Regions from separate parts of the Homo sapiens genome. Here region 2 is linked to region 1. A link is an interaction called in ENCODE POLR2A ChIA-PET data of the cell type or tissue named here. Cell type or tissue: GM12878. All regions are shown on one strand. Each heading gives the region's core, and the rest is flanking DNA. Links, peaks and the distances in the headings are about the cores only. Region 1 overlaps PALLD (palladin, cytoskeletal associated protein). Region 2 overlaps PALLD (palladin, cytoskeletal associated protein).

Region 1 (11,068 bases), core at 2,106-10,105:
CTAGGCCCTCTGAGGAACTCACACGCGCGCACCTCATGAAGGCCACCTGGAGGTCACGTGGTGTGGGGGCAAGGTCACAGACCACGAGGCTCAACAACAACAGTGCTTTGCCTGTCACCACTGCTTTCTAGTTATGTGACCTTCAATTACTTCACCTCTTGGTTCCTTGGTGTCCTTGTCTATAAATTGGACATAATTCACTTCTTAGTGAGGTTCATTATGATGATGATTAAATGAGGTAAAGTGCCCAGCAGACGCCGGGCACATAGGACATATGCAAAAATTGGTAGTTCCCTTTCTAACCCAGCGTCCATCCTCAGGGAACTCATCATTTTCTAGCAGGCATGATATTCTAGGTGACGTGAGTGCTGTAAACAAGAACGCTGGGAGTTCAGAGAAAGAGCACAGAATAGTGCCTGGGCTGACCGTGGAAGATAGCGTATCAAGAAAAGATGGATAGGAGTTTCCTAAGGAGTGAAAACTATGACTAAGGTACAGGCATGGAAAACAAGCAGGGAGAGAGAGTCCCCACTTTCTCTGTGTCCTAGGGGAGGCTTCCTTGCCACCATCCTTAAAATTGCAGCCCCCCGGGAAGTCCCATCACAGCCCGTGCCCCTCCCCTGCTTGATGACTTTCCTGCTTCACTCACCACCGTATCATGTACTTATTTCTCTTCTGTGTCCTCACAAGATCAGAGGGGTATGTGTGTGTGTGTGTGTGGTGTACGTAGTGGATGTGGGTATGGTGTGTGGGGGGGTATGGTGTGCGTGTGTGGTGTGTGTGGTGTGTCGTGTGGGTGTGGCGTGTGTGTGGTGGTGTGGTGAGGTGTGTATGTGTGGTGTGTGTATGTGCAGTGGGTGTGGCAGGGTGTGTGTGGTGTGTGTGTGGGTGTGATGTGTGTGGTGTGGGTACGGTGTGTGCGTGGTGTGGGTATGTGTAGCATGGGTATAGTGTGTGGTGTGTGTGTGTGGTGTGGGTGTGTGTAGGTGCGTGTGTGGTGGGGTGAGTATGGATGTGTTTGGGGTGTTTATGGTGGGTGTGTGTGTGTGTGTGGTGGGGTGAGTATGGATGTGGTGTGTGGGGGGTGTGTGTGCATGGTGTGTGGTGGGGTGTGTGTGTGGTGGGGTGAGTATGGATGTGTGTGGGGTGTGTGTGTGTGGTGTGTGTGGGGTGTGTGTGTGGTGTGTGGTGGGGTGTGTGTGGTGGGGTGAGTATGGATGTGTGTGGGGGGTGTGTGTGTGGTGTGCGGTGGGGGGTATATGTGTGTGGTGGGTGTGTGGTGGGGTGAGTATGGATGTGTGTGGGTGTGTGTGTGTGTGTGGTGTGCTGTGGGGTGTGTGCGTGTGGTAGGGTATGGATGTGTGGGGTGTGTGTGTGGTGGGGTGAGTATGGACGTGTGTGGGGGGGTGTGGTGTGTGGTGGGGTGTGTGTGTTTGTGTGTGGTGGGGTATGTATGGATATGGTGTGTGGGGAGTGTGTGGTGGGGTGTGTGTGTGTGTCCTCTTCACTGCGTATCCCCCTTACTTATGGAGTGCACACCATTAGATGTGCAGGTGAACTCAGCTCTCTGACTTAAGGTTACATGACTTGGAAGTCCAAGAAGTTCTGGCAGATAGAGGTAGAAAATGAAGTTGGAAATCATGAGGGCCATTAAATGACAAATTTGGGGTTTTTTATTTTACTGAGTAGAGATTCTAATCATCTCATTTTTAACAGGGAAAGTGTGCTCTAGGAAAATCTAGCCGACACAGGGAGGGCAACGATGAATTTGAGAAGGAGGAGATGGGAAGACAAGAATGGATTGTGGTAGTCCAGGCCCCAGGCAAAGAAAGCCTACACTGGATGGTAGACACAGAAATAAATAGGAAGGGACAGCAAACATTCCAGCAGAGTTACCTAAACATGACTGTTTTCAATGTCAATAAAAGACTGGAAAACATATCACAGTAGAGTCACTGGAAGGAATACCAGGCAGCTATCCAAGAGAATGCAGTGAACGTATGTATTCTAAATCTACTGATAGGCAAAAGTAGCCAAATGCCAAGTGAACATGCCATGTGAATCCATTTGTATAAATATGTACATAAATGTAAATATGTTGATATGCTGTATTAAACTTATCCAGGCCATGTGCGGTGGCTCACGCCTGTAATCCCAGCACTTTGGGAGGCCGAGGTGGGCAGATCACTTGAGGTCAGGAGTTCGAGACCAGCCTGGCCAACATGGTGAAACCCCATCTCTGCTAAAAAAAAAAAAAAATACAAAAATTAGCAGGGCGAGGTGGCACATGCCTGTAATCCCAGCCACTCAGAAGGCAGGAGAATCACTTGAACCCAGGAGGCAGAGGTTGCAGTGAGCCAAGATTGCGCCACTGCACTCCAGCCTGGGTGACAGAGCAAGATTCCGTCTCAAAAAAAAAAAAAAAAAAAAAAAAAAAAACACTTATCTGGAACAATACACATCAGACTTAATGTGGTATTTGGGAATGGCATTTAGGAAGGTACCCACTGATCTTTACTATTAGGCTGCACAATTCTGTGCTATATGGTTATTTTCCTATAAGCATGTATTATTATATAAAAGAATATAAGTGACCCAAGTTAAATGTATCTTGGAAACATTAAGAATATACTTTGAACCATTGCAATTTTTTAAGTCTGTCACCTAAAATCTCTTGACATGAAATATGTAAACATCAAAATCTGACTGCAGTTTACCTTTTGACTAAAAATCTGGTAAGTTGACCCTTTATTTAAGAACAGTAATAATGCAAGTGAATTTGGGAAGGCATGATCCAAAATCAAAGGCCCTCTTATTCAAGAACAGAACCACTGTCATACTCAGTTTTACCCAGGAGCCAGAAAGCATCAGTCCTTACCCTGCAATCTCTGGAGAAGGTTACAGTTTAAAAGCGTGGGTATTCTTCACACAAACACACACACATCTTTATTTCATAGTTTATAGCCATTTAAAAGTACGGTTGTGATGACCACAGTGATAAAAATGAAATTAATAATAAATCTGTCATTAAAAGTATATTGCTTTGAAGAAAGCTATTTATAGTAGTACTTTTTAAAAATGAGTTTCTGAAGAAACAGTACAAATAAAAAATTGTCTGAGCCTGAATCACTCTATTTTATTGTGTGTTTCGGTCAAAAAGACTTTGTATGTTATTTTATTTAAGGGAAATATAATTCTTTGCAATTATTATAGATAACACTGATATCTTAACTTTACCATTATCTTTAATACTTTCCCAGGTGCCAGTTCAACAGATTCTGACAGTGAAAGTTTAGCTTTCAAATCAAGAGCTGGAGCTATGCCACAGTAAGTGCCTACAATTCCATCGATTATGTGGAAACAAAGAATGGCAACAGAATGGTTGGGGTATGAAACCATGTTTGCTGTGCTTTGAAGAAAAAAGTCAACTGATGTTAATCAGAGATCAAATACTGAGGTTGGAACACAATTTTTTTTTTTTTTTTTTTTTTTGAGACAGGGTCTCACTCTGTCACCCAGGTTGAAGTACGGTGGTGCGACATGGCTCACTGAAGCCTTGACCTCCCAGGCTCAAGTGGTCCTCCTACTTTAGCCTCCCAAGTAGCTGGGATTATAGGCATACACCACCACACCTGGCTAATCTTTTTTTATTTTTTGGTAGAGATGGGGTCTCACTGTGTTGTCCAGGCTCATCTGGAACTCTTGGACTCAAGCGATCCTCCTGCCTCAGCTTCCCAAATTGTTGGGAGGGATTATAGGCATGAGCCAACATGTCCAGCCCGAACACAATTTTTAACTTGTAAATTTGAACTTTGAAGTCTGCATTTCATCATTGATATGCCAGAATTTTACCATATGCAATGTTAGTTTCAAAGACAGCCATCTAATTTATTATAAATGTATGGAAAGAGAAGTCACATTAAGAGAAAATCAATTAAATCATTACTAAAATGTGAGGACCAATTTATTTATGCAAGTTGGAAAATATCTAATTAGGCCAGAAGTAGGTTCTCCTTTGGATACGATCTATATTTATTTAGATCTTGTACCCGAAATTCACAAAACTTAGTTATTCCTACAAAGACATACCAATTATTAAAATGTTAATATCTTAATTATTTGGCAAAAATAAAATCTACCAGAAATTCCTATTATGGAAAAGTCCATAAATATTGAGTCTGTTCTAATAAATTTCTTTTATCTGCTAGTATGTACATAAAAATTATATCCATTCAGCATCAAATAATCAGTGATGCTTAAAGGATCTTCTAAGGTTATTTTACCACCCCTGGTTTTTATAAGGAGCTCAAGTTTAGTGAAGTTACATGGCTTGCTTCAGATTTCACAGCCAGCTACTTGACAAAGCTGGGCCTAGAAATCAACTCTTCTTAATCTTCTCTAAATATCTCACTAACTTATATGCACTAAGAAAACACAAAAATTCCAAGATACCGACAACAAAATTAGAAACCAGAAAAAAGAACAGCTGTTAGACTTAAAATAGACAACCAAAACTTTGAGTTAAATATAGGACCCTAACCCTAAACATTTCAAATCTCTGCTTATCAATAAAGATTGGATTTTTTCCAAATATTTTCTCTTAGGATTTTCAAGTTTAATACGTTAGCATCTTCAACAGCGTCTCAGTTACATCTAGCTACTTTTCTTTTACTCATGTTTTGATTTTGCTTAATGTCTATAAGGTACATTCTATAAGGTACATGTATATACTGACCACAGCTATTCTAGCTGTAGGTTATGCATTCCCATTGTGGAAGCAATTACAGTTGAAGCGGATTGCGTATACAAAAAGAAACCCAGCTTTTCTGTTGAAACGTTTCAAGGAATTATTTCTGCTAAAAAAAAAAAACAAAAAAACGAAAACAAAAAATATTCTGACTAAACACTCACCTTCCTATTTTCCAGAGCTCAAAAGAAAACAACTTCTGTTTCCTTGACAATAGGATCATCATCTCCAAAGACAGGGGTGACCACAGCTGTGATTCAACCACTGTCTGTCCCTGTGCAACAGGTAAGTATGCTTTGAGCCAGAGCCCATAAGGGGTCGAACTCATCAGCAAACTTGTGGATTTTAAGAATATGACTTTGATTCTAACTAGTATACTCCCTTGAAATATTTTCTAAGTGGACACAAAATTCAGAGCAAAGAAAATTGTAGGTAATGTTTCTCCTTTCAGTTCACTAAAAACAACCTTTAACCAAAACCACACTGCCAATTAGTCAACATTTGCATTTCCATTGGGAACTTCTTTCTCTAACAGCTAATAATCTGATAAACTGGTGTCTGTTTTAGCTGTAACTATTTGATTATTCCCTCACATGTGTATGCTCTTTCATATAGCCAAATTTATTAGCTCATTACAAATTAAAAGACAAGTCTGCATACCAACAAAAAGCTTTCCCACTCCTAAAAGCTAAACAAATAAGAAAAAACAACTCAAATTCCTTGACTTCACCATGCTTTTTGATCTTGCTTTTATTTTATTGTAAGACTGCTATAGCCATGAAAGAACAATAATATAAACTACTGGAAAGTAGTTGTAATGAATTTACTTTGCAAACACAAACAATATGAACTTCTTTTAAAAAAAAAAGTAGAAAACCATTACATCTGGATGTCTCTAAATCATGGTTTAATGAATATGTTCAAAGACAACACTCACAGAAAGGTTTTCCCCCACAGTCTGGAAATGTAAACTCATTCCTAAGTAATGAGTATGTCTTATAAGTATCACCATGTCCTCCCTCAGCCTTTATTACCTATTGAATGCTCAGGGGTGTTTCAGCCACTATAGAGGCCAATAGGTGCTATCGATATGTGGAAAATACAAACAGTAGAGAGAAGACATTTGGGTCCATAAACTTGAATCAACAAGTATCAGTTACTCAGAGATGGCATATATAGTACATATTTCCTTTAAACCCCTTAATCAGAGTGGAATTTATAGAAATATTTGATTAAATCAGTGGGCATTTTTTGGTATTTGATGTTTAAATATTGATAAATATTTATTGAGTGCTTAGTACGGTGCTAGGCATTTCATGACAGGAAAAAATGTCACCCACCCCATTCCCAAATGGGGTGAATGTGACAGAATGTATTTAGATGTAAGACAGAAGCCTAGGAAATAGAGAGATACACACACATCTAGATATGTAAATACCATAATAATGTAAAGAGTGAATTTTTAAATGGATTAAATTCTACAAAGACATGGAATGGAAGGTAATTTACCCCATGTTTATAGTTGGGAGAATGAAGCACCCAGAGAAACTCCATCGCTTTATTATTGCAGGCAATGTGACATCAAGTAATGCTCTGGAACCAGACTCCCTGGGTTTGAATCCCAGTTCTATCACTTCCTAACGGAGGGACCTTAAGCAAATAAAATGTAACCCTTCAAGCCGAGTTTCTTCATCTGTAAAATGAAGATGATAACACTATGTATCTCATAAGTTTGTCCTGAAGATCCAGTGAGTTAATCTTCATATGACACTTGGAACAGTCCCTGGCATAGAGTAAATATTAATACTATAAGAGTGTTCACATATTCTTGGGACATAAAAAGACAGTGAAAAGTGAAACCCAGACCTCTTGAATCACAGGCCAGTAAAGTCTTCCAGGGTTAATGAATAAACTCCATTAGCATCCTAGCATCTCTACCGCTCTGCCACAATTCTTCATGATGTCCTGTGGCATATTTAGACACACGATACCAGATCACCATCATCTTGGGTTAAGAAGCTAACAACCACTTACATAAGTGAATAAATCCAGATCATTTAAAAATAAGTGATAGTACACAAAGAAATATTTTCCATTCACTACTCTGAAATCCTTATATTTCTCCAGAGATGAATGTCATTGAATAGGTATTTTAGCACGTTTCTTTTTTGCACGTCAATAAAAAAAAATTCTTTTCTCTCCTTTCCCATAATCCCTATATCAAAAAAGAGTACAAGTTAAATAAGATAGGTAGATGTTTGATAATTTACCCTCCAGTGCCAATAGCCAATGGCTTTTATGCATTGAATCCAAACTGTATTTAAAAATAAAATACATTGTCTACGAGAACTTTAAAAAAGACGCATGTGGAAGTCCCACACACAGAAATCCATTTGGTAATAGCATTTAAAAGCTCGTGGATCCCCAAGGACCCAGGGAACTTTTACCTTGAATATCCTTTTGAACAGAGAAGAGTAACAGATGTGAAATGAGGAAGTGGAACAATGTCTGTACTGTAAGAGCAGACGAGCAAAATGATGTATGGTGGTACTTTCATTCACTCATTTCCTTCAAGTGGGTGATCCCCATAATGAAAGGTTTCTTCAGCCCATCTTTTAGGCAATTTATATATTTAGAATTTGATCCATATGTCTCTGCTTTTGCAGGTTCACAGTCCAACTTCATATCTCTGCCGACCTGATGGAACCACTACTGCCTACTTTCCTCCTGTTTTTACAAAGGTCTGACATCTGGAAGTCTCATTCTCTGTGTTTGCTTTGGTCCTTAAATTTCATTTACATGTGGCTTCGTGTAGCAATCTTTAAAAATTAAAAGGAACAGATTAGTAGGCTGATTACCATGGTTACCTTTGGGACTAAATAGATATTTGTTGAACGACTGCCGTGTGACTGTAATCTTGTGATGGGTTCTGAGAGATGTGAGCAGGAACTTGATAGAGCCTAAAATCTAGTGGGAAAGCCAAGACAGATAGAAAAAAAAAAAAAAAAAAAAAAAAACCTGCTGTGTAGGAAATTGCTTAGGAGATCTAGCAAGTTTTATAGAAATTCAGAAAAACTGACTAATTTTCCATTTGTCCTGAGTCCGGAATTTGCATTGCCAGGCTGAATGACATCCATTTCATTGGTCAGCCTCTCAAGTCAGAAATGCTTCCATATAGCATTTCTTCTCTTTCTTTTTCCTTTTTCCTTCCTTTTTTTTAGAGAAAATTATAAAACTTTATTAAAAGACATTTTAAAAGGCCCAAATAAATGGAGACATATGACATGCTTGCAGACTAATAGACCGTATAAAGCCATGACTCCCTGATTAATCTGTATTTAATGTAATCTGGCTAAAATTCTAGCAGCTTCCTGGGTTTTTTTGTTTTGGTTTGGTTTGTTTTTTTTACTTTAAATTCTGGGATACACGTGCAGAATGTGCTGGTTTGTTATGTAGGTATACACGTGCCATGGTGGTTTGCTGCACCTATCAACCCGTCATCTAGGTTTTAAGCCCTGCATGCATTAGGTATTTGTCCTAATGCTATCCCTCCCCTTGTCCCCCACCTCCCGACAGGCCCCAGGTGTGTGATGTTCCCCTCCCGGTGTCCATGTGTTCTCATTGTTCAACTCCCACTTATAAGTAAGAACATTCAGTGTTTGGTTTTCTGTTCCTGTGTTAGTTTGCTGAGAATGATGGTTTCCAGCTTCATCCATGTCCCTGCAAAGGACATGAATTCATTCTTTTTTATGCCTGCATAGTATTCCATAGTGTATATGAGCCACATTTAAAAATATGGAACGCTTCACGAATTTGCATGTCATCCTTGTGCAGAGGTCATGCTAATCTTCTCTGTATCATCTCGATCTTAGTATATATGAGCTGCCAAAGCAAGCACAGGTTCCTGGTTTTTAATTGTTTGTTTGATATGGAATTTAGCAACCTGATTCAAAAAGTTGTGTGGAGGAAAAAAGTGGCTAAGAATAGCCAGGATACACCTGAGGAAGGAAAATAAGGTAGTGTTAGGAAGGAGTGGGATTTGTCCTATAAGATAGCAAGACGTTTTAAAGGTATAGTAATTAGGACAGTATGGTACTGGTACAAGGCTAGAGAAATTGATGTGTAATCGGAGTAGAGCCCACAAAGTTTCTGAATACCTACAGAAACTTGCAAATTGCTGGAGAAAGAATGAATTCTTCAGCAGAGGTGAAAAAGTATCCAGTTGGACTCCTACCTCATACTTTTCACGACAAACAATTCCTAGTAAACTAAAGACAAATGTGAAAGCAAATCTATAAAACTTTTGTGAGGCAGTAAAGAAAAGCATTTTTGTAATCTCCATAGAAGGAGTGATTTTTTTTCCCTTCAGCTGGTTGAATCCAAGCTTTATAAAATATCTTTTCATAAGCAGTTATAGTATTTCCAGTTGGGCACAGGCAACAAATGATAACAGGTGGTAACAACTTGGAAACTACCCTCCTAGCTAGACTACTAAAAAAGAAGTTATGTAAAACCCTGCCTAAAACCATGTCAATCTGATAACCAATGAAGTCTTCCTTTGATGTTTAGAACAGAAAATGTTTACAGAGGGGTGGACACTCCACATTTAGGATGTAGTTTAAGAGTTTTGCACAAGCAGCTTCCCAAGGTCATCACCAGAAAGGGTGTGTTGTCCAATGTATTGGTATCCAAGACACAGTTGATTTGGGGGTGCCAGGGCCCAACACGCCTCTTGGTTTAAACAAATAAAGTCCATGCTGGTGGCACAAGGGAAGGAAAAGAGGAAGCAAAGATTTGCTTTCTTTCACTACCGGGCTTTCCTGCATGGGTCTGGCATGTGTAGATATTATGGAATTCCTCCTGGGCACCAAGAGGAACTCTCAAATACTAAGTACAAAATCCTGTTTCCTCCCTTGCAATCCAGCTCCCGCAACATAGACTTTCTATTAGTGGTCTTTCCCCCTTCCCCAAAAGATAACCATGAAGCATTCTTTGTGCTAACAGCACAGCTTTAAAGAGAAGTAAACCAAAACTCTGTTCTTTATATAGGTTGATTTTTAAGAACTCTCAAACTGTCAATTCACTGGAAGCTCAGAGCCACTGAAAGCTCAGAGCCACTAGAAGCTCAGAGCCACTGGAAGCTCAGAGCCACTTCTCCAGCCTTCCACTTTCTGTGTCTGGACCATGGAACATCTCTCTTCTGCAGGGCTGTTCCCTTCCTTGATGCATCTGCTTTTCCCTTTCTCACTTTAGGCAGCTTCTGTCTCTGATTTGCAGGGTCCTTCTTAGGCCTGGTCTCTGGTTTTGGAGGGGTAGGTTTAGAAAATAATCCTGCTGATCTCCTCTGTAACTCAAACTAGCCTTTACTTTGTCACTCATAGCACCTTCACTGGGCTTTCTCTTAGGCATGATGATGACAGTGAATGGCAGGTGGGCTGGCTTTCATAGTCCAAGGGTTACCTCCATCTGTTTTCTCATGCTACTCTGGAAGAGATTCCTAGGTCTCACAGCTGGTCAGAGGCAGAGCCAGTGCTCCTGCCTGCAGGCCACCTGGCAGACTGGTGGACCACAGGACTGTGGGTAGCATGGACGTACATGTGACATTTCTTCCCAAATAGACCCCTCCAAAGAATCACAATGTCAGGTGGACTTGATGGTATGGCCAGAGGGGTCCTTGTAAGGATCCTGAAACCCCCAGGGCCCCCAGATCCTACACAAAGTAGATGATCCAGGTTGCCAGGTGCATCCTGTAAAGGTTGACTTTCAGTCTCCTTTGGGGCTCCTTGTTATGTTCCCGAAGGTTCTCCTAATGGCTTACTATGTTTAGCCATGGCTTTTGCCAAGATAAAAATGTTAGCTCCAGGAGGATCCAAATGGCAATCCTGGAATAACTGTGGAGCTTTGACTGATTAAGTTACTTGGCATCTACCCATTTCCTACATCTTTGACTTTCCGACACTGAAAAAAAAAAATGCATAATCTTAGGAATAAATCAAAGTCTCTTTTGGTGCCTCAAAGCTGAAGCATGAAAAATATTTTGGTGCCATTTGTAGTCTATCCTGAACAGCTTCCTGGACAAGCCTAGAGACATTTAATAGGTTAATCCGTAGAAGCTGGACCCCATAAGTGACACTTACCCTGTTTTGATCTAATAAATTAGCTATTCTATGGACCCAGTCACAAAGGAAGAAAAATATGATTTAAAACCAGAGATTTTCTCCATTTAAAAATACGGAAGAAGAAAGAACGCAATCAGAAATAGTTGATCATCTAAACCTTGTCACTTAAAGACATTCTAGTTAACTACCAAAATGTCTATCA
Region 2 (11,068 bases), core at 1,305-9,304, 93 kb after region 1:
ACCTTCACTTAAGCAGGGCATCAGTGTGATGTGGTCCCCCTGCTGGAAGTGGAATTGTTTCTAACTCTGGGTGCCCACACCATAGAGGGCTTGTCTACACTTGGTCTCAGCCATCACCCCCCAAACACACCCAGCTCTTTACCACCTGATTCCCTCAAGGCGACTCTCCTTCCCTCTGCCAGCACCCCTTGGTTGTAGCTTTGGGGACCCTGGATGTTTGAAAGTTTCATTTGTCCACAATCCAGGTATAAGTCCCCCTTCCCTGGATTCTAGGGAGGGCAGCAGCGGCATGTCGTTGTCACTCAGCTTGCTAATCAAGAGAGAACCCCAGAAAGAGTATTTAGGAGATAAGAGGGGTAGTATATATTTTTGTAAATAGAAACTTGTTTTCTATTAATAATTAACCATTTTTCTGATAGCAAAAACATCAGCACAGGTATACTCTATCCATTTATGGTTGGTTAACACACAGAACCTTTTCTACTGAGTAGGGTTAATAATACTTAGTATGTGCCTAGCATTCAACACTCACAACAGCCTTGCGAAATAGGACTATTTTTATTCCCATTTTACAGGTAAGGAAACAGAGACCAGAGGTGCAATAACTTTCTTAAAACGACTAGAGGGAGCAAGTGACAGCTAGGACTTGAACACAGGCTGTTGGCCTTCAGGATCTAGGCTCCTAACACAATGCACCAAAGCCAAGTCAGTGCCAAAGTTATTCCATACAAACGGCACTTGTTCTTTCACCCTTTCAATGTTCATGTTATCTCTGCTCTTATTTTCATCTTCATTGTACACCTCCCCTTACATGTATTTGCAAGTCTCTCACTTTGCAAAATGGAACTGATAAGTACTAAACCTCCTCAAAAAAAGCACAAACAGCCCCAGAGTGATGATGCCCAAAACTTAAATGACCACAGCAACCAGTGCCATGCCAGTGAGTTTTGGAGCTGAGCTTTGGTCTTGTCCATAGAAGCTTTTAAGTTGAAAGCTTATAAATAGAGGGTTTCTATATTCTGTGAATGATAGAGGTACACAGTTCCAATTGTATTCTGTATTACGTGTATGTGCCCTCTTTGCATAAATGTGCCTGACACTGTAGTGGAGGCCAGCTTCTTGAAAGCAAAAAAACACGCATCCCATTCATCTCTGTATTTCCAGGGCTCAGCACTAGTGGGTGCTCAATAAATATACTGAATGAATGAATAAAAGTATTACTGCAAAGATCAGTAAGTCCCATGCCAAAAAAAGAAAGGAAGAAAAAAGAAAGGGAAGGAAGGAGTGAGCGAGGAATGAAAAGAGAAAGAGGGAAAGAGGGAAGGATGGTGAGCCTCTTCAGAAAGACGGCTGCTCATGCTTGCTCTCTTGGGCATGGAGTGGGTCACTGGCTGGACGTTTAATGGGTTTACATTATTCCTTAACAGTCATTGTTTCAAAATGAGGCATCTCTGATGGCTCCATGCTGGCTTGTCTCTTTCCGCCTATGACATTCTCTCAAGAGTTTAGAGTAGGAGAGGATTTTAGAACATGATAGTAACAAGTAAAATTAGTATTTTTTGGACTCCAGGTACCTGTTTGAAATTATATTGTTTAGAATATAACAATAACAGTGAAATTAAATTGTTGTCTTAAAGTGAATAACTGTAAAGCCATGTGTGATCTGAACCCCCGAGCCTGCCCTTATCTATCAAAATCCTGGTGTCTGAAGAAGTCCAAAATGGAAACACACTCTGAACAGATTTCCGGCAGGAGCTTCCACCAGGTTTTCTTCGTGGCAAGCCCTAGAAATAGTCTGGACTACAAGCAGGTCTTTTTAAAACCATGCTCCTTTATTTAATCATGAAGATTTAAAGTTTATAAGTTTAGAAATTCAGGGATAAAAATAACCCACTGAGTGTCAGGCCTGATTGCTAAGTGCTGTTCAGGTGTGATCTCACAGCTCTCTCAGCATTTTCATCACTGCCACCACTTCACAGGTGAGAAAAGTGAGGCAGACAACAGACAAGTTACTGGTCTAAGTGGTAGAATAAAAATATAACCCCAGCTCCAGAGCCTCTGCACTCAGCCATCATCGTGTACTGCCCCGCTGTGAATTTCATCTAGGATATGCCAAGACCTGCTGATTTTTCGTCACTTGCCTTTTCTTATTAATGTCTGTTCCTTGGCGACAATGGCATCTGCTGAGCCCCACCCGGCCTCCCCACCCACCTCGCCGCCTGTTCTCTCCCTCAAATCCGAAAGGTCACGGGTACACACCCAACTTCAGATAGCATTTAGTTAGCTTCCCCTCCAACACTGAGGAAATGTTCATTAAATGCTCCAGCCATTTAACAAGTCTATTTAACTTCATTTTCAATTTAACCATGTATTATTTCAGTTTCCTTTTCCTCCGTATTGTATAGCCCTGGGAATAAGAGTTGGAAATGTGCCTATCATAAGCTGAGTCACATTTTATGTGTCCCCTCCTCTCAAGCCACTGTTTTCTCTCTCTTTTTTTTTTTTTGCGATTAAAAAAAATATATATATCCTGTGTAAAATAAAACAGATTCAGAAAACTGCGTAAAACAATTCATTATATAATTTGTATATATAATGAATGAAAGAAATAGAACTTTCTCCTTGTACTTGCCTCAGAAGCCATGTGACCCAAGCCAGTCACAGCCCCTGCCACCTTCAAAGTCAGCATTGTATTAACTTATAGTACTTACATCCTTGTGGATTTTTTTCATTGCAGATAATTTTTAACATTTTTGAGGTATAATTGCTATATATAAGAAAGAGCACATATTTAACGTATGCAATGTAATAAGTTTTGACATATGTACATGCCCTTGGAAGCATTATCACAATTAAGATAGCAAATACTGGCTGAGTGCGGTGGCTCATGCGTGTAATCCCAGCACTTTGGGAGGCCAAGGCAGGCGGATCACTGGAGGTCAGGAGTTTGAGACCAGCCTGGCCAACATGGTGAAACCCTGTCTCTACCGAAAATACAAAAATTAGCCGAGTGTGGCGGTGCACACCTGTAGTCCCAGCTACTTGAGGCACTAAGGCATGAGAATTGCGTGAACCTGGGAGGTGGAGGTTGCAGTGAGCCGAGATCATGCCACTGCACTCCAGCCTGGGAAACAGAGCAAGACTGCATCTCAAAAAAAAAAAAAAAAAAAGATAGCAAATACATCCATCATCCTCAAAAATTTCTTCCTACCCCATTATAATCCCTTCCTCCTGCCACCTGCTCCCTCCTGGTAACCGCTGATCTGTTTTCTGTCACTATATATTTGTCTTCATTTTCTAAGGTTTTATATAAATGGAATCTTTCCGTATATACTCTTTTTGTTTGATTTCTTCCACTCAGCAGAATTACTTTAAAATTCATCCATGTCTTGTTATATGTATAATACCTCATTCCTTTTTATTGCTAAAGAGTATTTTTTGTACATAAATATGATATCTATGCTTATAGAGCATATATATCACAATTTATTCATTCATTCAGTTGTTGATATTTACATCATTTTCAATTTTTTACTATTGGGCTTTTTTCCAAAATGGTTATATCGTTTTACCTTTCCACCATGATTGTATGAGAGTTCCAGTTTCTCCACATCCTAGTCTGCACATGGTATCATTAGTTTTTCTTAATTTTAGCCACTTTAACAGGTGTGTAGTAGAATTTCATCGTGGTTTTAATTTGCACTTCCCTAATGACTGATGATTTGAGCATCTTTTCATGTGTTTATTTGCCATCTGTATATCTACCTTGGTGAAGTGTTTGCTTAAATCTGTTGCCCATTGTTTAATTGGATTGCTTGTTTTCTTATTATCAAGTTTCTTATTATAGTATTTATATATTCTAGATACAAGTTCTTTATCAGACATGTGCTTTGCAAATATTTTCTCCTACTCTGTGGATTTTTTAAAAATTTCCTTCATAGTGATGGAGCAGTTTTTAATTTTGATGAAGTCAAATTTATCAACTTCTATGTATCATGCTTTGATATCTTATTAAAGAAATTCTTGCCTAATCCAAGCTCACAAAGATTTTCTGCTATGTTTTCTTCCAGGCACACATATTATAGTTTATGTTATATGTTTAGACCTATGATCTATTTTAAGTCAATTTTTTATATGATATGAGGTATGAATTGAAGCTCTTTTTTATTTGTTTGCATATGCATTTGATTGTTCCAGCACCATTTGTTGAAAAGACTGTCTTTTCCTCCACTAGATTGCCTTTGTAACTTTGTCAAAATTGGTTGTCCATGTATGTGTGAGTCTGTTTCTGGACTCTATTCTGTTCAATTAGTCTGTTTGTCTTTATGCCAGCACTGTACTGTTTTGAGTACTGTAGCTTTACAGTACATCTTAAAATCAGATGATGTTAGCCTCTCACCTTTGTTCAATCTAAATAGAAAGTTGTTTTGGCTACTCTTGGTCCTTTGCATTTCTCTATAGATTTTTGAATCAGCTTGTCAATTTTTACCAAAAAGCTTGCTGGGAATTTGAATCAAGGTTATTTTGAACTTATAGATCAATTTGAGGAACGTTGACATCTCAAAAACATTGCATCTCATGTCTCATGAACAAAGTATATCTCTCCATTTACTTAGGTCTTCTTGAATTTCTCCCAGCTATGAGTTTTCAGTGTAACAGGTCTTGTACATCTTTTGTTAGATTTATTCCTATTTTATGTTCTTATGCTCTTGTGAGTTCTTAAATTTCATTTCTGATTATTTATTCCTAGTATGTAGAAATACAGTTGACTTCTATATTATTGATTCTATAATCTGCAACCTTACCAAACTTATTCTAGTAGCATTTTTATAGATTCCATTGGATTTCTACATAATAGTGTTGTTTGCAAATACAGACAGCTTTGCTTCCTCCTTTCCAAACTAGATGCCTGCTATTTATTTTTCTTGCCATATTGCAATGGCCAAAGCCTTCAGTAAAATGTTGAATCAAGTGGTGAGAGCAGATCCTTGCCTTGTTCCTTATATTAGGGAGAAAGCATGCACCCTTTTACTATTAAGTATGATGTTAGCTGTGGTTCTTCAGAGATGCCCTTTATTAGATTAAGGCAGTTTCCTTCTATTCCTAGTTCACTTAGAATTTTTTATCAGGATGTTGGATTTTTGTTAAATGCTTTTCTGCCTCTATTGAGATGATCATACAGTTTTCCAAAATTATATCTGTTGATTTTCAAATGTTAAACCACCTCTACAGTCTTGAGATAAGCCCCATTTCATCATGATGTAATTACCTTTATTGTTGTATTTGATTTACTGAAATCATATTTAGTTTTTTTATGTGTTAAATATTCCCAGTACACTTGATAATTTGGGATCCCAATCTGGCTTGTTATATTTAGTCTCTGCACTAAGCTCTAGCTACGGTAGCTACAGTTTACTTAATGACCAAATAACAACCTTTTCTTCCATTTTAAATTTTGTATGACTTTGGCTGAGGGTCATTGAAAAATCAAGGATGGGAATACACACACACAGAGGCACACACATATACACACACACACACACGCCCCACAGTCTTACATGGTGAGGTCCTGACTGAAGTTTATTAGGAAAACTAGGAGAGACAGGCCACAGGACTTTTCAACCTTCCTGAGTAGAGCTAACAGGAGACTAAGCCTACTCAGTGAGTCTCAGTGAAAACTGGGAAAGAGGGATACGGAGGAGAAGCAGTAAGCACTGCTGCAGTTATGGCTTGGAAGAATGCTGTTAATACTGCTTTATCCCATCATTGCTCCATTGTCCAGTCTTGACACAGGACTTCCTGCCGCCTTAGACTGAAATAGAATCACTGCCCCAAGATAAATGTGATGGGGGAGACGGGGTTTAGGAAGTGATTATCAGACACCTGCATGATAAGAGAAAATGGAAAGCAAAAACAAGGAGATAAGAAGGAAACAAGCCCAGCATGTTCCCATGGGTTTTACACATAGACTCAGAATATCAGTAGCAGCAGGGACTGTGGCAACCCAAGGCCACAATACCCAACTAACAGATAAGAACACCAAGGCTAGACTAGAGAGGCTGTTCATCTGAGAGCATACTGGTTTGTTTTGTTTTGTTTTTCCCTCTTCCTGATATATCCAGAAAATACTTCCTCCTCCCAGCCCCGTTTAGCAGTAACTTACTTCCTTGGAGAACAATGCCTCAACCCATATTCAGGCCTTAGGTTGGTACAGACAATGGCACTTTACATGCGTGGGACTCTCCCCACCCCCTTCATTCAATGCTGCCTAATGAGCACTCACTTCTTGGGTCTCATCACCAGTCCTGCACTGTAATTCAGGGAGCCAGCTGCCTCTGCCAACAGTGTAAGTAATCTCAGGCTATTTTATAATCAGTCCTGAAGAACCCAGAGGGGGCACCAGACTCACCTCAACCTCAGATTATGTTTTGGATCCACTTTTCTTCGTCTTGGATGAACTTTGTGAACTTTGTGTTTGTGGGAGAGCACAGTGAAGGATGAACAAGGAAAAGGAAAAAAGGGGTAGGAGAACCAAAGGCAGGACAGCTTTTCCTTCCTCTTTTCTTTCCTGAATTTTTTTTTCTAGAGAAGTCTTCAAATATTCCAGCCTCAACTTTTGAAAAAGAAAAAGCAGAATGTTTTTAGTAGGATCTTTTTGTTTCTAGCTTACTGGGAGACAGTGGGAGGATGGACACTTTTGAGCAGATATGCATCACCCAATCAATCATCTCCAGAAGAACATCTGAATCTCTAAGGAATTGATCCAAATTGTTAATAATACTTGTGGTTTAAGACAGATAGATGAAACACCTTGTATAATCACTATATTCAATGTATTTGACTCATGTATGGGACTTAGAATATAAATTTTAATAAAGTAGAGGCTTAAGCTTGCATCTTTGCTTGTGTGTCGTACTATGGCGCGTAACTGTGATTTCCTTGCTGAATCCCTTTAGGGCAAAGCTGGCTTTGGTCATGATCAGATTTAGGGTGTCTAGCACATAGTAGATACTTAATAAATATTTACATAACAAACCTTTACATGGTACTGATTATGTACCAAGCACCGTGCTAAATACCTCAAAAATTTAAGCTCATTTATGCCTTACTTGCGTAAGGAAACTGTCATTACTATCTATATTTTACAAAGAAAACTGAATCCAGAGAGACTGAGCACCTTGTCCAAGGTCACACAACTAGTAAAGGGAAGAGCCAGCATTTGAACCCAAGCAGTCTTGCTCTTTTTATTTGTTTATTTAATTTTTGTACAGGCAGAGTCTCACTATGTCACCCAGGCTGGTCTCAAACTCCTGGCCTCAAGCAGTCCTCTTGCTGTAGCCTTCCAGTGCTTCGGGATTATAGGCATGAGCCACCGTCCTCCGCCAAAGAGGTCCTGCTCTAAACACTTGCTAAGAATACATTGACATTGAATTTTTCAGTCATTAATGTTATGATGCTTATGAAATCGTGACATGATTCTGCATGAAAAATGGGGATTATATGATGATTTCATTGATCTAAGACAGTTAACTAGACATCAGAATATATCTTCACTTCCTAAGTTACCCACTGGTTATTGATTCTATGTTGGTTGATCTATAAGGAGGCATACATTTGTTAATGTACTCCTTACTCAACATTACTAATTACATTTTTACTTTAAAAAGCATCAGTGCTTCTTCTCTTACTATATGGAAATTAAAGATTCTTTTTGCAATTTTGTTTCTTATTCTTTCTACATTCTGTAATGTATTAGAAACATGAAATTACTCCTTTGTTCTTCAGGAACTGTTCATTTGAAACTCTCCAACATAAGGATGCTGGGGAGAAAACATTCCTATGTTTTATTTTGATAATGAAATATTGTGTAGTTTTAAAGCTTAGACATATAAACTTCATGTGAACATCATATATATATAAAAAATCATATATATATAAAATATCATATATATACACACACACATGTGCACACCCTTGCATCTAATTTATAAATTCTAAGATAGTCATGAACATACATTTTTAGATTCTGTGACTTATTTGGCTTTTAATGCACCACAAGGTAAAACTCTTTATACTCTGTCATATTTTTGTATTTTCTACCCACTTAGGGGAGACTACAATTATATAAAAGTTGCTATAACATTTTTAATTAATTACTTGACTCCAAATAATTCCCTGTAACATTCTAAATTTAATCATTTGACTCTGAGTAGATTCGTTCCTCATTTAATATCTTTGTCACTTTCCCTTCAAATTCTTTCTACTGTTCTTTACTTTGGGCTTACTTTTGCTGTGCCTCTTTTTCTTCATTTCTAATCTACTATACATTCTTTTTTTTTTTTTCTTTTTGAGAGAAGGTCTCACTCTGTTGCACTGCAGTGGCGTGATCTCAGCTCACTGCAACCTCCACCACCGGGGTTCAAGCGATTCTCCTGCCTCAGCCTCCCGAGTAGCTGGGATTACAGGTGTGTGCCACCATGCCCGACTAATTTTGGTATTTTTGGTAGAGATGGGGTTTCACCATGTTAGCCAGGCTGGTCTCGAACTCCTGACCTCAAGTGATTCGCCCACCTTGGCCTCCCAAAGTGCTGGGATTATAGGCGTGGGCCACCGCACCTGGTCTCACTACGTTACATTCTTAATATGGTTTTGTTAGCACTCTCTGTGCCAAAATCCTATTTTCCCCTCTTTTCCCTTAGGCAGGGCATGCACAGAGCAGATCTATTTCCTACCAACCTTTTTTCCCATGGCACACACAGCTGCCCCTTGGCAATAAGATGCAGTCCCTGACTAATGCAGCATTGCTCTCTGAAGATTTTAATCCAGCTTTCTTAGTCTCACCTAGCTTTATGAAAAATGAGAGGCTAGATATTTTGCTGTTTCTTACTAAGATTTGCATTGCTCATACTATAGGTGCCCTGTGTAATTGCTCTAACATTTTCTCTTCACACAAGATTATCCAGTATTCTCTCTTATCCTGCCTCATCCTTTTCCTTTTCTGTAGCCAGTTGTTATGAAAGGGGTGGCCATGGCAGACACTGTTGCAGTGTAATGTCAAATATTATATATTTAATGTGCATGTGCCCGCATGTGTAGTTTTGGTTTTTTTGTTGTTGTTGTTTGTTTTTGGAGACAGAGTCTCACTCTGTCACCCAGGCTGGAGTGCAGTGGCACAATCTCGGCTCACTGCAGCCTCTGCCTCCCAGGTTCTAGCGATTCTCCTGCCTCAGCCTCCCGAGTAGCTGGGACTGCAGGCACCTGCCACCACACCTGGCTAATTTTTGTAATTTTAGTAGAGACGGGGTTTCGCTATGTTGGCCAGGCTGGTCTTGAACTCTTGACCTTAGGTGATCTGCCCACTTCAGCCTCCCAAAGTGCTGGAATTACAGGCATGAGCCACTGCACCCGGCCATGTGTAGTTTTCAAAAGAGCCATAGATAGGAGTCGACATTTGAAACCATTCAAAATGAACATTTTTTTAAATGCCAACAGAATACTTCCCTGAAAAAAAGAGCCACAGATACTTGTTGGCTTTCTTTCTTTCAATTTTTGTGATGACAAAGCTGTTGGATTTGACTTTTGAGTAGTAAGTTTATCCTCAGGGCCTTTAATAACACCAGCATGGAATCAAAATTAGGAGAATTACTGGACTTTGGCTATGTATACACCAGGTTTGTGACTGTTGAACAGGATGATGTTTGAGAAGATTTACTGAGGTTTTGGGGGTATCTTCCTTCCCTGCATTTTGGCCAGTTTCAAGTCAGAAGTGGGCAGAGCCTAGTTAATTGCAATGGAAAAGGGCAAACCAGGAGCCAGCAGCTGGAGAACCACCTTGAGCACTGGCACATAGAGCACAGTTGCTCAGCATGGCTGGTGTGGTGGAGGGGATAACTATGACATGGTGTATGGCCAGGGGCAGAGGCCGGGAAGCCTGTCGCAGCACAGCATGTTGCAGTGACATGATGACAGGAAGCCTCGGAGCAAATGCTGTTTGGAGATTTGAGGGAGGTGAACAGGCTGTCAGCATTGAGGAAAACTGTCAGCAGACCACAGTGATGCAGGCGCTGGGCTGTAGGTCAGAACTCTTAAGGATTATTAAGATCATACCACTTTAGTAGGGCTGGTTACAAGGTAGGATACCAGGAGAGGAATATAGAAATGAGGGACAAGACAGGCAATTCAGAACACAGCTCACAGAAGCCCGGAACAAGACTGGACCAAACAAGTTCAAGTACAAGCTAAAAGTCATGCCATCATTATATTGAAAAGATGTGATGAAAAAGTAATGTACCCACTGACTGATTTTGCCTTATTGCTTGGGCATAGTGAGAAGGCCCTCTCTTCCTATCATTGTTTTGATAAAAGAAAAAAAAAACAAACTACCCTGGCACCCATCAGAGCTAAATGCTGTCTCTACCTGCCTTCCCCAACCAGATTCATGCCTGGTTTGCTTAGGGATTATCTGATGTTACTAGCCATGTCTCTTCTTGCCTCCACTGGCATGGAAAATCTGGGTAACCACAAGCAAACTTGACCAGACTGCTACCAATGCCTGAAACTGAATATTATAGTACAACCGTGTGACACATTCAAAGATGCTGACTGCTGTGGAACACTGAGGCGCAACAGAACTTCACGAAAAGAAACTTTTCAGTGCACCCTCTGTTAGCCAACTCTTTTTGAGTGTGCTTGCAACTGTGCTGTTGATGTAGAGCGAATTATATGTTTAATTTTGATCCCAAACCATAGGTAGATGCTTAATTTTTAAAATAGGCAGATAGTGTCTAGAAAATTAGTAGAGAAAAGTAAGTTTAAGCTAAATATAAAAACAATGAACAGAATGTTTCCTATTTACATGTTTTGTTTACTTTTTGTCTAAACCAGAGATGAGCAAATTTTTCTAAAAACAAAAAACCAAATAAATATTTTAGGCTTAGAAGGCCATATGGACTCTATAATAGGTATTTTACATAGTCCTTGTTGTGTGAAGCAGCAATAGACAATGCATACAAGAATGGTCATGGCTTTGTGCCAATAAAACTTTATTTACAGGCCGGTCACGGTGGCT

The links. ChIA-PET counts read pairs that join two places held together with the same protein. Peaks named below come from ENCODE experiments on the same cell type or tissue, not always from the same donor. Only the 100,000 strongest peaks of a DNase experiment are listed, where the experiment ranks them.
Region 2: POLR2A ChIA-PET joins it to region 1 with 10 read pairs; 3 of 35 experiments call an interaction of 5 or more read pairs at or near these places.

What each region holds. Positions count from the first base shown.
Region 1 is chr4:168,678,072-168,689,139 of GRCh38, forward strand. PALLD (palladin, cytoskeletal associated protein) reads left to right here. Exons shown (of 22, transcript NM_001166108.2): 4 at 3,261-3,327; 5 at 4,927-5,032; 6 at 7,414-7,488. It also overlaps the pseudogene RNU6-1336P. Among named protein-coding and RNA genes, the nearest start is that of PALLD-AS1, 35 kb to the left of the region's middle. In GM12878, for the core only: no CTCF peak of the experiment used is centred there; DNase peaks (open chromatin) are centred at 5,220 and 7,220.
Region 2 is chr4:168,771,577-168,782,644 of GRCh38, forward strand. The region is part of intron 10 of PALLD (palladin, cytoskeletal associated protein); the gene reads left to right. Among named protein-coding and RNA genes, the nearest start is that of PALLD-AS1, 130 kb to the left of the region's middle. In GM12878, for the core only: no CTCF peak of the experiment used is centred there; no DNase peak of the experiment used is centred there.